Regions from separate parts of the Homo sapiens genome. Here regions 2, 3 and 4 are each linked to region 1. Evidence: chromatin contacts called from ENCODE Hi-C or POLR2A ChIA-PET data. All regions are on one chromosome and are shown on one strand. The core of a region is the stretch at or near the end of the contact, and the rest is flanking DNA. Distances in the headings are between cores, read along the strand shown. Region 1 has its middle 130 kb from the start of RUNX2-AS1. Region 2 holds the start of ENPP5 (ectonucleotide pyrophosphatase/phosphodiesterase family member 5). Region 3 overlaps SUPT3H (SPT3 homolog, SAGA and STAGA complex component). Region 4 holds the start of CLIC5 (chloride intracellular channel 5).

The links. Hi-C counts contacts between places; a loop is a spot of excess contacts on that map. ChIA-PET counts read pairs that join two places held with the same protein, here RNA polymerase II (POLR2A). Pooled maps may share reads with other maps.
Region 2: a loop to region 1 is called in a map with no recorded cell type, with 2.0 times the contacts of the local background. The contact joins the promoter of ENPP5 here to the enhancer-like site in region 1. A Hi-C loop is called at or near these places in 1 of 37 single-sample maps with no recorded cell type and 1 of 50 pooled maps. POLR2A ChIA-PET finds 5 or more read pairs at or near these places in 1 of 52 experiments (CD8-positive, alpha-beta T cell).
Region 3: a map of cardiac septum shows a loop between it and region 1 (2.5-fold over the local background). The contact joins two enhancer-like sites. A Hi-C loop is called at or near these places in 1 of 168 maps with a recorded cell type or tissue (cardiac septum) and 6 of 50 pooled maps. POLR2A ChIA-PET finds 5 or more read pairs at or near these places in 1 of 52 experiments (MCF 10A).
Region 4: a loop to region 1 is called in a pooled map, with 10 times the contacts of the local background. The contact joins the promoter of CLIC5 here to the enhancer-like site in region 1. A Hi-C loop is called at or near these places in 1 of 168 maps with a recorded cell type or tissue (lower leg skin), 5 of 37 single-sample maps with no recorded cell type and 13 of 50 pooled maps.

What each region holds. Positions count from the first base shown.
Region 1 is chr6:45,708,979-45,712,592 of GRCh38, forward strand. No RefSeq gene overlaps it. Among named protein-coding and RNA genes, the nearest start is that of RUNX2-AS1, 130 kb to the left of the region's middle. Within about 2 kb of position 1,638, at least 4 of the 41 ENCODE cell types and tissues checked have a DNase peak (open chromatin) inside an H3K27ac peak, as active enhancers do.
Region 2 is chr6:46,169,441-46,173,054 of GRCh38, forward strand. It overlaps ENPP5 (ectonucleotide pyrophosphatase/phosphodiesterase family member 5), which reads right to left and starts at 1,540. Exons shown (of 5, transcript NM_001290072.2): 1 at 1,368-1,540; 2 at 613-674. RefSeq lists a silencer at 1,712-1,771.
Region 3 is chr6:45,309,106-45,312,719 of GRCh38, forward strand. All of the region lies in intron 2 of SUPT3H (SPT3 homolog, SAGA and STAGA complex component), which reads right to left. Among named protein-coding and RNA genes, the nearest start is that of RUNX2, 17 kb to the right of the region's middle. Within about 2 kb of position 1,551, at least 3 of the 41 ENCODE cell types and tissues checked have a DNase peak (open chromatin) inside an H3K27ac peak, as active enhancers do.
Region 4 is chr6:46,014,302-46,017,915 of GRCh38, forward strand. CLIC5 (chloride intracellular channel 5) reads right to left here and starts at 1,559. Exons shown (of 6, transcript NM_016929.5): 1 at 1,179-1,559. The coding sequence starts at 1,241. RefSeq lists enhancers at 672-1,516, 1,517-2,361 and a silencer at 1,210-1,259.

The DNA.
Region 1 (3,614 bases), core at 388-2,887:
GGGGGGCAGCCTGGGTGGGAATAAGCATGGACTTGGGACCTGTTGGGAGGCCCTTGCAGCACTGAAGGGGTCAAATTTCTACATGATGAAAACTGAGGTTCAATGAGCCTTCACGGTACTGACATTGCAGAAGGGGCAGGCAGACACCCCCATCTTCACTAAGGCTGTTAGCCCTTGATATAAAGACCACGGGCATTGGGCTTAACCTGGCCTAGGATCTCAATTCTGTCCCTTCCTGTTTTGTGGCTTGGATGTCTCTCAATTCTTCATCTCCTAAAATGAACAAAATTACACTTGCCACACTGGGTGGTTTGGGAGATATGGGAAAATATCACAGTTACCTTGGGGCTTAACAGCCCACTAGTGCTCTGAGAATCAAAAATTGGACCATTTCAAGGGATCTGAGTAAAAGGTGCTCAACGAATGTGAGATATAACCATTGCAAGATAAGTTTCTGCTGTCTATATAAACCTTGTTTCCAAGATTAATCAACGCTTATTTAAAAAGGAACAAATGGGCGGGCGCAGTGGCCCATGCCTATAATGCCAGCACTTTGGGAGGCCGAGGCGGATGGATCACCTGAGGTCAGGAGTTTCAGACTAGCCTGGCCAACATGGTGAAACCCATCTCTACTAGTAATACAAAAAAATTAGCTGGGCATGGTGGCGCAAGCCTGTAATCTCAGCTACTCAGGAGGCTGAGACAGGAGAATCGCTTGAACCCGGGAGGCGGAGGTTGCAGTGAGCCGAGATCGTGCCATTGCACTCCAGCCTGGGCGACAAGAGCGAAACTCCGTTTCAAAAAAAAAAAAAGGAACAAATATTATTAGCATGTTGAATAGGGAAATGATTCCTAAGAATAAGACTGGGCCCTGTATTTCAGCTGGTGTGGACTGTATGCTTATGTATTTGCGTCTATGTACTTATCATTCATTTGACAAATAATAATTCATTATCTCATGCTGCTGACGTGGTACTAGGTGTTATCTACGGGTGACACAGAGTTGGCCCTCATGTCTATTTCTTCCACAGAAGACTACAGAACTTCTGACTCAATTCCTTAGTTAGAAACCGGAGGGCGAAACTCTGGTTTTTCAGTTTCAATGGGTGTTTTAATTGTTCCTTTAAAGTGTCACATTTCATCACGTGTATCATCATCTCTTAAATTACATTATCTTGAAAGTTGCTACTCAAACTTATGCTATTCAAATTTCAAAAAAAATTTTTAAATGATGAACCTCAAGTAATTTATCCCGTGAAGTTCCAGAGGATGAAAATGTGGCTCAGAGATGATTAAAAATCAGACAGTAAAATATACACATGGATACCTCAGAATTTGTGATGTACTCCCAGGTCCACTGAGACCTGTGCACAGCATGAATCACTGGCTTCTGGTATTGAACCTAAGACATGAAGTGGGGGCAATGTGTGTCCCACTGTCCCCCATTATAACATGCCCCTCGGGCCAAATGTTCTATCCTGATGTCCCCTCACCCCTGGAAAACATGCAGTTGTCAGAAACATGATCACATAGTGAATTTGCCAGGCAAATTGTGAAATATGAGTCATGGTTCTATTTGTTCTGCAATTGTGAAAATTGCAAACTTTTTATCAAGATAAAAACTGAAACTTTGAGTGTCACCTCATGGGGGGAGCCCTGACACTCTCACGTCAGACTGTTCTCCTCACCCACCCCCACGGCTCTGGTCACGCTATGCCTCTGCCAGGGACCAACCTGCTGTTTAGTGTTCAGCACCCAGAGAGTGGCTTGCCCGGAGGCCCTTTCAAATACTGGTCACAAGCACTGCTGTTAGCCTGACCTCCAGCTTGCCTGTCAAGTAGAGGCTTGGTTGTCCTGGAGGCACTGCCTCTCTCAGCCCCCTCCCCTCCTACTGTCCAGACTCGAGTCCAGCACTCCCTCTACCCGTGTGCTCTCCATATCCCTGCCCTGTAGCCAGGGACTCCCAGTCACCACTTACCTAAGTTTCATTCTCTAAAGACCCTGGTAATTGGAAATAGATTCCTACTAATGCACTAATTTGTTACTCCTCAAGAAGTAAATGTGATCTTAAAGTGATCTTAGGTAGATAAAGTCTTAATCCACTGGTTTCCTGAAGTCCTCATCTTCCTTGGATGTACCTGAGGGTCACTATAGAAAGCTTGGAACCCTCCGCCCTCTATCAGAGCTCCAGCCAGAGCTGTTCTGATTTTATACGCCTCCTTAAAAACACTCTATACTGGGGTCACACAGTGTGATCTATGAAAGGGTGGGCTCTGGAGCCAGACCAGGCAGGATGGAAACCCAGCTCTAGCACCTACAGCTGTGTGATGTTGGGCATATCATTTAACTTCTCTGTGCCTTAATTTTGCCATCTGTAAAGTATGAACAGTAACAGCACACTGTATCTACCTTGTAGAATTGTTGGACTAAATGAGTTAAAACATCTGGCATACAGTAAATACTACTTAAGAATGCGCTAGTATCGTCTACATAGGGGCCCTCAGAGATTTTGTTTGAAAGAGGGTTTCCACTGCTTTACAAAAAGGTAAAACAAACAAAGCTCCAAACTCCCACTCCCTTCACTCAAAATATGAATAACTTACTGGAATGCCACCACCAAGGGTAAGTTTCTTGGCGCCCCTCGGATCTTACCTAAATGTGGGGCTGAGCCGGCTTCAGGTCTGCCCATGAACTGGATCAATCAACTCAAACCAGCATTGTTGTAGCTGCTGACTTAGGGAACGGAGTTAAGTGCAATATCTGAGGCACTTTATTCATTTTATTGTTCTCTAGGTTTTTAAAAGTTGTTATTATTAAGCTAATAATGTTAGGCTCTATACCTCATGAGTGCCCAGCAAGAGGCCATTGGCTCACGGTGTCAGAGGAACCATGTGAAGAAATATTTCCCAATTTTTGAAGTGAGAGGTCAGATATTAGTATCAAAGATCAGATGTTAGTATCAAATAACACTGTGGCATCTGCTTGATTAGAAATGAATGAATAAACTAGCCCACTTTTCAATTATTGGTGACAACTTTTTTATTTTTATTTTTATTTTTAGAGACAGAGTCTCATTGTGTCACCTAGGCTGGAGTGCAGTGGTGCGATCTCGGCTCACTGCAACCTCTGCCTACCGGGTTCTAGCAGTTTTCCTGCCTCGGCTTCCTAAGTAGCTGGGACTACGGGCACATGCTGCCACACCCGGCTAATTTTTTGTATTTTGATAGAGACGGGGTTTTGCCGTGTTGCCCAGGCTGGTCTCAACTCCTGAGCTCAGACAATCCACCCACCTCAGCCTCACGAAATCCCAGGATTACAGGCGTGAGCCACTGCACCCAGCCTGGTGACAACTTATTATTGGACAACATCTTGACCACTTGGGGCAGGTGTCATAGTTAATTTCTAACCAATCTTGAGGTCCTCAAACGTGGAAATGATGCTCTTCCTTTCTTTTTAAGACTTTTTTTTTATTTTCATGGACTCAAGGAAGGTACTTATTACATGACAATGTAATTCTCATTAGCAGGGGCAGCAGCGACGCTGAGTTGCGCAGCAAACACCGACTTGAGCGTGGCTGAGGATCAAGGAGGAGAACTGAAGCATGCACCAGTTGC
Region 2 (3,614 bases), core at 290-2,789, 460 kb after region 1:
GGTGTGCGGTGGCACGATCTCAGCTTACTGCAACTTCCGCCTTCCGTGTTCAAGCAATTCTCCTGCCTCAGTCTCCCAAGTAGCTGGGACTACAGGCGCCCGCCACCACACCCAGCTAATTTTTGTATTTTCAGTAGAGACAGGGTTTCGCCATGTTGGCCAGCCTGGTCTCAAAACTGCTGACCTCAGGTGATTCACCCTTCTCGGCTCCCCAAAGTGCTGGGATTACAGGCATGAGCCACCGCAGCCGGCCTGAAGACATTTTTAAACTTCAAAAATATATCCTGTTTCACCTTGCTGTATTATAGGTACAGGTAAATAAAAACTACTTGGCATGCTTGCTTTGCTTTCAGAAATACAAGGTATATGTACATTGTGGGTATTCGCTGAGGGCAATAAATTCTGTTTTGCTGGTTTTAAACTGTGTTTTCACCATACCTAGACATTTCTTAAACTGAAATTGTTTTAGGTATTGGTCTCAAGATGATAGCTCAAATGTCATATTTAAAAACGATTTCTTGGATGGCAATACTCTCTCTGATTCTGGAAGGAACATTAAACACAGTTGCAGCAAGGAATAGCAAATAGGTTACTGCAAATATATTTACTCACCTATCTGGCTATGGATGGTAGTTGCTCTCTCTGTCCTTTCTCCCCCTAATTTTCTCTCCCACCTTTTTAAAACAAGGAAGGCTAGTATCAACCAAATGTAATTTAAGGCTAAAAGCAGAGGAAATAAACTACATGGAACACCTCATTTTCATCTATCTTAGCAAATTAATTCGGCACATGTGTAAGCAGGAGAAAACTGCTTTCTTGGGACCAACAAAAGTAAGCAAAGATTAAGTGTTGTCTAAAGCTTAGGAATGTTTGGCAAGAAGACTCAACATCACATCCATGACACAGAGCAATAAACAGAGGTGGGGGGTGGGGAATGAAAACAATCAGAATTTTTTTTTTTTTCGTGCACAAAATGCTGCACAAAACAGTGGAATCCCTGGATCTGGCTCCACATTTCATTGAGTACTTTCCAGTTCTTTCTCCCCTCCAACCCTTCCTCCACAAACAGACTTGGAGAGCAGGAAGGACGGGGCACCGATTAAACGGAAGAGGGAAAGTGCAGAAGGAGTAGGTTTGTGTAGCTCGGGTAGACGTCAAGGGCGGGGGTGTCCATCTTCTCCACCAGGATTCCATCCTAGCCACCCAGAATGGTCGCGGCGTAGGTTATGTTCCCAATTCCCAGTCATCCCGCCCACCGAGGCCTGGGCTTCTTAGATGTGCAGTGGCAAGGAGGGGACGTTGCTTTAGGGACCCAGAGGAGCAGTGTGGGTTCCCGGGAGGGAAGCCACCCACGCCCCTGGACTCACCCTCGCAGCGATCCGTTCAGTCCGTATTAGTTTGGAGCAACGGGAGGGAGGGTCTGGAGGAGACTCCCTCGGGCGCGCCGCGGGTAACGGCGGGAGGGTGACTGGAGGAACGCCCCCGGAACGCGCAGGAGCTCACCTGCGCTCAACTCTGGAGCGGAGCACCTGACCGCGCCGCTTCCCCGCCCCGCCTCCTGGCTTCTATTGGCTGCTGCAGAGATAGTCACTTCTGCCTGGGTTGCCCCCGAAAGCCAGGCTCCCAGGAGTAGCTGCACGGCCTGTCAATCAGCGGGGGCAGGGGCGGGCGCTGCCTGGGTTTGGAGGGTGGAGGGGGAGGGGACTCCCGGGGGCAGGGACCCATCTGGTAGGGCGAAGGCGTGGGATGGCCAATTGCTTGGTCACACACAAAACCTTCCGGCAACGTGCCTTTTCCAGGGGACCAGCTGTGCTGGAGTCAGTGATGCTGAGAGATTATTGCGTGTTACCCCAATGGTGGGTGTACTCTAACAGTCACTGTTTTTTGTTTAAAAGCGACTTGTATTCTCTGATTTCTTATCCCAGGCTTTTTTCCTTCCCCCGCCCCCCGCCCCCTGCCTTGTCACGAATTGGCGATGGGGCACACCATGGGCTTTGCTCTGAGGAACACCTGCACACCCGAGGATGCCAATGGGACGATGAAGTTTCATTCTTTTTATTAGTGGGTGTTATCTGCTTTACCTCAGAAAGAATTTATTAACCTAGTCAACTCTGCAGCCCCAACGTTTGCAGTCCAGGTTTTTGCAATTGAGGTCCCTGAGGTATATTTGTGGTGTACCTAGCATGGCACCTGAAATTGTGCGAATTAAACCAAGACAGGTTCAGAATTAGGTTAATTTGCACAGGAGAGAGGCTGAACAGCCACCCTCTCTGGTGGTGGCATCCGAGCTCCAGACTCTGTTTCTACCTTTGTTTGCAAAGTAAACATTAAAACTACAAACATCAGGCCTGATTACTCTTTCAGAAAGCCTTCAGTGCTTCTTGTGTGTTAGTGCCCCTATTTTGTCTTTTTCCGTACTGTAGTGGATTATTTTCTCAGTTTTTTTGGGATAATCAATGGCATTTTTAGGCCTGAGGGAGTGTAGGCAGGTACTTAGTTTGCCAGTATGATCCCAACTGTCTTTACCATAAATTATAGCAGTGATATCAAACTACCCTGAAAGAATTTGTCCATCTACACAATCCCAGCTAGAATTCTGACCTAATTAGAATTCTAGTTCTATCTGCAGTAGGCAATAATATCAGGTTGATTGTTACAATGTAAGTTTAACATCTAATTAGCTGGTAAAACTGGGAGCATATCTGCAATGGTGGTTTTGGCTCCTGCCCGGAGCTCGGATCCCTTGTCTGGTGTGCTGGAGCTTTAAAGTGAATAGAGATATCTGTTGATATTTAATTAAGCCATGCAAACATTTTGGTCATAGCTTTTTCTCTGTCTGCTTCTAATAGAGGGACAATCTCAACCCCAAACATTGTTACCTCCTAACTGGGTCATCCCATCCCGAAGGGCATCTGGGCACTCTTCCATGGCCTTTTATTCGTGGTAACTTGAGTTTATGGTTTTCAACACGTGGGATGGGGATTAAGAGGGAGGCTGGTTTCTATGTTTAGTGAGACCCAAACACAATGAAGTTGAACAAGTTGTTCCAATTCCCCAAAGCCCTGTCCTTTGAAATTGCCCAAACTTGGAACAGAGTGGTCCAATCTTGTAAGTCCTTGTCCCCCAGAATAGGTCAACTCTGTGCTCTCCCAAAACACTCAAAGGACAATGTACGCTTATCAGAGAGCAGGAGTGGTGAAAATGGGCCTGACTTTTGTTCGGATCACTGAACATTGTTGGACTCTGTTTGGATGACAACCTGCTTTGCTCTGCAAATTTTATGGAAGTTATGATTATATTCACCAGCTATTCCTGTGAAATAGGCATGGTACAGCTGGTAACCACAGTGCACAACACAGAAAAGTGCTCATAAGACTGCCAGATTCCTCCCAGAAGTCCATATAATGATATCTAATGTTCACCTGATAGGCTTGCTATTACCTTATGTTGTTCATGGGGAGAAAGTCTGGTTTACATAGTATAGAGGAATGAATGTAAAACATGAGATTCCTGCTCCCACATCTGCACCTGCCCTCCTGTCTTATTGTTGCCTCAGTATCTGTCTATTTGCAATAGGTTTTCAGAAAGTTTTAGCAGCAGAAACCACAACCTGC
Region 3 (3,614 bases), core at 301-2,800, 400 kb before region 1:
TTATGATAACACTGTGAGTGTTTATGCCTTTTAAAAATAGATGTCTAAATATTTAGGAAAAAAAAAAAAAAGAATACAATCTCCCAGTGCCTGACCACAAAGAAATGAAGATAAACTGCCTGAGAAAGAAATCAGAATAATCATTTTAAGTGAGCTCAGTGAACTTCAAGAAAATAAATGACCAAAATGAAAAACCTAATAGATTGAAATTATAAAAAGAAACAAATTCCAAAGCCGAAAAACACGATGAAATGAAATTAAAACTTTAACTGAGTATCAACAATATCAGAACTGATCAAGCAGAAGATCTGTGATCTTAAGGACAAGTTAGTTAAAAATATATAGTCAAAAGAGAAAAAAAAAACTATGTAACTGAAGAAAGCTTATAAAATATATGAGACAGCATCAAAACAGCAAATATTTCGGTCATAGGAGTTCAAGAAGAAGAAAGAGAAAAAGTGATAGAAATCTTATTTAAATAAATAGCAGAAAATGTCCCAAATCTGAAGAAGATATAAATATCAACATATAGGCAGGGAAAAAAATCTCCCATCAGAGTTAATCCAAACAAGAATAGACGAAGGTATATTATAACCAAACTGTCAGAAATCAAACATAAAGAAAAGATCCTGAAACCAACAAGAGAAAAGAAAGAAATCACATATAACAGAGTTCAAATAAGGCTAACAGCAGTTTTCTCGGTAGACACCTTACAGACCAGGAGAGAATGGGATGATATAGTCAAAGTGATGAAAAGGATGGGGAGAAAATGTCCACCAAGAATAGTGTACCAGATTGTGAATGTTAGCTTCTGATCAACTGCAGGAACAAACCAGCAATCCTGAGAGGACCCACAGAACCTCTGAAGAAAGCGGACTGCTCCTGCAGTACCTGGGAGACACCTCAAATACTCTGGGAAGTGGAAAGCCTCTGGTAAGTTTTCAAGCGTGCCCTCCACCTGGAAACAGACTTGGGGCTGTTGTGGGCAGCACGGTGGGAATGAGACCAGCCTTTCAGTTCGCTTGGGAGCTAAGTGAGGCCTGTGATTGCCGCTTTTCCTCACATCCCTGACAACCTGCATGACTCGGCAGAGGCAGCCATAATCCTCCTAGGTATACAATTCCAGTGACCTGGGAATCTCACCCCATCCCCCACAGTAGCCACAGCAAGACGGCCCAAGTAGAGTCTGAATTCAGACACACCTAGCCCCATCCCCACCTGACAGGATTTCCCTAGGAAACCTGGTAGCCAAAGACAAAGGACATACAATCCTGGGAGTTCTAGGGCCCCACCCACTGCTGATCCCTCTCCACACTACTACAGCTGATGCTTTCTAGAAAGCACCACCTCCTGGCAGGAAGTCAACCAGCACAAAAATAGAGCATTAAACCACCAAAGCTAAGAACCCTCACAGAGTCCGTTGCACCCTCCACCACCTCCACCAGAACAGGCACTGGTATCCACTGCTGAGAGACCCATAGACGGTTCACATCAGAAGGACTGTGCACAGAAACCCTCAGCACCAGCCAGGAGCTGGGTAGACTCACTGGGTGGCTAGACCCAGAAGAGAGAAAACAATCAGGCAGTTTGGCTCACAGGAAGCCATAACCACAGGAAAAGGGGGCGAGTACTACATCAAGGGAACCCCCTGTGGGACAAAAAAATCTGAACAACAGCCTTCAACCCTAGACCTTCCCTCTGACAGAGCCTACCCAAATAGGAAAGAACCAGGAAATCAACCCTGGTAATATGACAAAACAGGGTTCATCAACACCCCCATAAAATCACACTAGTTCACCAGCAATGGATCCAAACCAAGAAGAAATCCCTCACTTACCTGAAAAAGAATTCAGGAAGTTAGTTATTAAGCTAAACAGGGAGGGACCAGAGAAAGGCGAAGCCCAATGCAAGGAAATCCAAAAAGTGATATAAGAAGTGAAGGGATCAATATTCAACAAAATAGATAGCATAAAGAAAATACAATCAAAAATTCAGGAAACTTTGGACACACTTTTAGAAATGCAAAATGCTCTGGAAAGTCTCAGCAATAGAACAGAACAAGTAGAAGAAATTGAGAGCTCAAAGACAAGGTCTTCGAACTAACCCAATCCAACAAAGAAAAAGAAAACAGAATAATATGAACAAACCCTCCAAGAAGTTTGGGATTATGTTAAACAACCAAACCTAAGAATACTCTGTGGAGAATGCACAATTACTAACAGACCTAAGAATAATCAGTGTTCCTGAGGAAGAAGACAATTCTAAAAGCTTAGAAAACATATCTGGGGGAATAATCAAGGAAAACTTCCCCAGCCTTGCTAGAGACCTAGACATCCAAATACAAGAAGCACAAAAAAACACCTGGGAAATTCATCACAAAAAGATCAATGTCTAGGCACACTGTCGTCAGGTTATCCAAAGTTAAGACAAAGGAAAGTATCATAAAAGCTGTTAGACAAAAGTACCAGGTAACCTATAAAGGAAAACCTATCAGATTAACAGCAGATTTCTGAGCAGAAACCCTACAAGCTAGAAGGGATTGGGGCCCTATCTTCAACCTCCTCAAACAAAACAATCTTCAGCCAAGAATTTTGTATCCAGCGAAACTAAACATCATATATGAAGGAAAGATACAGTCATTTTCAGACAAATGCTGAGAGAATTCACCATTACCAAGCAACCACTAAAAGAACTGCTAAAAGGAGCTCTAAATCTTGAAACAAATCCTGGAAACACATCAAAACAGAATCTCTTTAAAGCATAAAGCACACACGACCTATAAAACAAAAATACAAGTTAAAAAGCAAAAACAAAAAAAACAAAGTATAAAGGTAACAAAGAACATGATGAATGCAAGGGTACCTCACATTTCAATACTAACATGGAATGTAAATGGCCTAAATGCTCCACTTATAACATACAGAATTGCAGAATAGGTAAGAACTCACCAACCAATTATCTGCTGCCTTCAGGAGATTCACCTAACACATAAGGACTCACATAAACTTAAAGGGGTAGTAAAGAGCATTTCATGCAAATGGACACCAAAAGCAAGCAGGAGTAGCAATTCTTATATCAGACAAAAGAAACCTTAAAGCAACAACAGTTAAAAAAGACAAAAGGCCGGGCACAGTGGCTGACACCTGTAATCCCAGCACTTTGGGAGGCCAAGGTGTGCAGATCACGAGGTCAGGAGATCAAGACCATCCTGGCCCTGGCTAACACAGTGAAACCCTATCTCCACAAAATATACAAAAAAATTAGCCAGGCATGGTGGCGGGTGCCTGTAGTCCCAGCTACTCAGGAAGCTGAGGCAGGAGAATGGCGTGAACCCAGGAAGCGGAGCTTGCAGTGAGCCGAGATCGTGCCACTGCACTCCAGCCTGGACGACAGAGTGAGACTCCATCTCAAAAAAAAAAAAAAAGACAAAAAGGGACATTATATAATGATAAAAGGCCTTGTCCAACAGGAAAATATCATAATCCTAAACATATATGCACCTAATACTGGAGCTCCCAAATTTATAAAACAATTACTAACAGACCTAAAAATGAGATAGACAGCAACACAATAATGTGGGGGGGGGGGGGGACTTCAATACTCCACTGACAGCA
Region 4 (3,614 bases), core at 309-2,808, 310 kb after region 1:
GTAGATCTCATACTTTTTGCAAACATCTATTTAATTAGCTTGTAGAGAAGGATCTTTTGGGCAAAATAACATTTTCCCAATTCCAGGGAATATTTATGCCTTTTAAATTCTGCCAGGAGGCCCCTGACAGGCACCAGTGACTCTTCCCTTCTCAGCGATCTGCATATTTCTAGGGAAACTTTGCACTGAGAGAGTTTTCCCCCTTTGTGAAAGGTCTTGGCGCCCAGGCAGTCCCCGACTTCCCCTCCCCCAAGTCCTGGCGACTGTTTCTGCTCAGCCCTGGAGGCTACTCTCCCGCAGCCTCAGGTTTCCCTACTTCTGCAGCGTCGGCACCAAGGGCTGATCAAATGTTTCTTTCTCCTTACACCGGCGGACCGGGAAACGCCGCCGCAGCCTCGCCTCCATCCTTCCTCCTACAGGTTGCAAATAAAGTACAGCAGCTCTGACATTAGGCAGTTTCTGTCCAAGGAGCAAGGTGACTTCATTTAATTTGCACTGTGCTCCTTCATCCCTGTCTGCATCAGGTTGAACGGGAGGCTCTCCCTACTACCAAACGCCTAACATTTCCTTGATACTGCCTTGAAAAATCATGATTATGACAAAAATAATAACGTCGGAGAATGGAGTGCTTGTTTTCTGCTTTGCAAGTCACCAAGCAAGAAAACACTTTTGTCTCCTTGGCTTTTATTTTAGGATCTCTGAGCGAAAGAGAGAAAGAGAATTTTAAGAAATGTCATTTTCGCTTTGCCAAAGATCATTGTGTCAATAACGTTTCTCTCCCATTCCTCCCCCTCCTCCCGTTTTAAAGGAAAGGTTCACGGGTCCAGCCAGGTTTCTGCCGCATCCCGACACCTGGAGACGTCTTTCAGGACCAGCCTGAATCGCGTCCGGGCTGGGCTCTGGACTCGGACTCGCAGCGGTGACAGCGGAGGCGGGGACGGGGGTGGACAAACTGCGGATCAACTCTCCGAGAAGACGGCCACCTGCCGGAACCTGCCTTCCTCCATTCCGCCCAGGAGCCTCGCAGCGGGGCGCTGGCCTGCGGAAAGGCCACGGGGGAGCACAGGGCTCCGCGCCGCCCTCCTGGGAGGGTCCGGAGTCCAGCGCACCCCGAGCCCTGGTGGGTGAGCCCGGCGGGAGGCGCGGCAGGTGCGGCGGGAGACTGGACCCCGACCTACCTTCACAAAGAGCTCGATCTCGGGGTCCCTGTCGTCCCCGTTAGCTGTCGCCGAGTCTGTCATGCCGTTGGCGCCCGGGGCTACCGTCCCGGGCCGGGGAGGCGCCACCTCTGCAGCACCTGGGCCAGCACTCTGCGCTCCTGCCGCTGCCCAGCGGGGCTCCTCTTCAGGGCGGTGTTTAATTTTTCACAAAACCATCTATTCTCCAGCCCGAGCAGCGGGGTCTGAGAGATCAGTGTCCCAGATGCTCACATGAAAAGGAGCGAAGCCGGGAGGAGGCGGGGGGCCACGGGGAAAGCCGGGTTAAGGGAATGACAACAGGTCGTGGGAGCAACAAGTGCCGGGCTGCCCGGAGGTGTCACAGGATCCGCGACTGTCAGCGATCCCGCCGCCGCCAACGCGCCCAAAATAGCCGGCGGCTGCAGGGCGGGGTCAGCCGGGCGGGGACGCGGCGGGGACACCCCGGCAGCTCGGGCCTGGGCCGGGCCACGGCCCCCCGCCCCAAGACCCCGCAGGGCAGGAGGCGGAGACAGAGCTGGTCCTGGCAAAGCCACCAAGGCCAAGAGGATGTCCTGGGGGCGGATAATGAGGCGAAGGCAGAAAGAGTCGAGGAGAAGGGGAAGGGGAAGAGGAAGGGGAAAGGGGAAGGGGAAGAGGAAGGGGAAAGGGGAAGGGGAAGAGGAAGGGGAAAGGGGAAGGGGAAGAGGAAGGGGAAAGGGGAAGGGGAAGAGGAAGGGGAAAGGGGAAGGGGAAGGAAGAGAGGAGATGGCTCTCAAGTCTTCTGTTTCTTTAATAAAGCGTCAGCTCCTCCGAGTTACTCCACTACCAGCCTTACCCACTTGGAAAGCCCTTCCTGTCTTAGTGATGCTCAGAACCCCCACCAAAAGGGGCATTTGCCATCCTTGGGCTAAGCAAAAGGAGAGTAGGGTGCTGGGGACGGGCAGGGCAGGGCAGGGGTGGCTCCTGGGGCAGAGGGGTGAGTCAACCCGGTCAGGTGCGGCTTCCATGCCTTTCAGCCTTCTGGGTTTGTTTATTTTTCTTCTCCCTTCTTTCATTTTCTTTCTATTTCTTCCTTTATTTTCTGATCTTACTTCATTCCCGTTCTCTTCTGGTTGTTTTAGTGAAGTAGGATGCAAACACAGAAAAGATGCACATATCTTAGGTGTATGCCTCAATGAATTTTCACAATCCAACCCACCCATGTAACGAGCGCCAGATGAAGAATAAAATGTTAGCCACAGCCCTAGAAGCTCCTCCTGCTCTCTCCTCTCCACATCTTTTCTCCCGTCTCCACTGTCCCAGGGTAACCATTATTCTGGCTTGTAGCAGCATAGGATCTTTTTGCCTGGAATGTTGGTGTCTGGCTTCTTTCGCTCATTACTATGTTTGTGAGATTCATCCATTGTGCTATGTGTAGTTGTGTATCATCCATTTTCACCGACACACTTACTTATTCATTCTTCTGTCAATGGACATTTGTGCAGGTGACTATCATGACTACTCTGTCACGAACATTCTCTCTATCAAACATCTTTTGGTTGGATTCACAGACACTTTTCTCTTGGATGTATACTTAGGAGTGGACTTGCTGAGTTGTAGTGTATAAGAATGCTCTCCTTGTGTAAACACTGCCATAGGTTTTCTAAAGTGGTTGCACCAACAGACATTCCCACCCTTCAGTTCTTTAAAAAATAATTATTGAATGTTTTGCACCAGAATCTGGTGGAATTCTCTTTGTCTTCTTTGCCTTCTCTTTAATTAATCCTGTTTGTGCTATGTCCTTCCTTACTAAAAACATGTATTTGTTTAATAGCTTTATTAAAAAATTTATCGCTTAATAAAAAAATAAGTAATAATACTTATTATGTGCTAGGCAAAAATGTTGAGCACTTTACATGTGTGAACTTGTATAATATTTACAAATAGTATAATGATCCCAATTTTACAAGTGGGGAAACTGAGACATGAAGTATTTAAGTAACTTATCCCTAGTCATTCAGCTAGGAAATGGTGAAGTCAGGATTTAAACCCAGACAGACTTGAGCCTGTCCTCTCAACTGCTCTACAAACTGCTTTTCTTAGTGCACACTATGGAAGTGCACACTTTGAGGAAACAAAGGCATGGTTTTAACGGTCTTAACAGAGATCAAAATCCCTTTCAGAATAATAGTTACATGAAATGAAAACTAAGGCTGCCACATGAATTGGGAAGATGAAGGAGCTATACAAGCTGTCACGTAAAGATACTATTTACCATGGTTGGGGTGAGGAGAGGAAAAGGCTTCATGGAGCAAAAGGCACTTTAGCTGAACCTTCCTGAAAGGTCAGGCATCTGATAGGCAAAGAAAAGGGAAAGATGTCCTCACTACCCTTTATGGCAGGCTGTGTCCCCACAGACTCTCAGTGCAAATTCCTCCTTCCTGAAGAAAGCAGTCA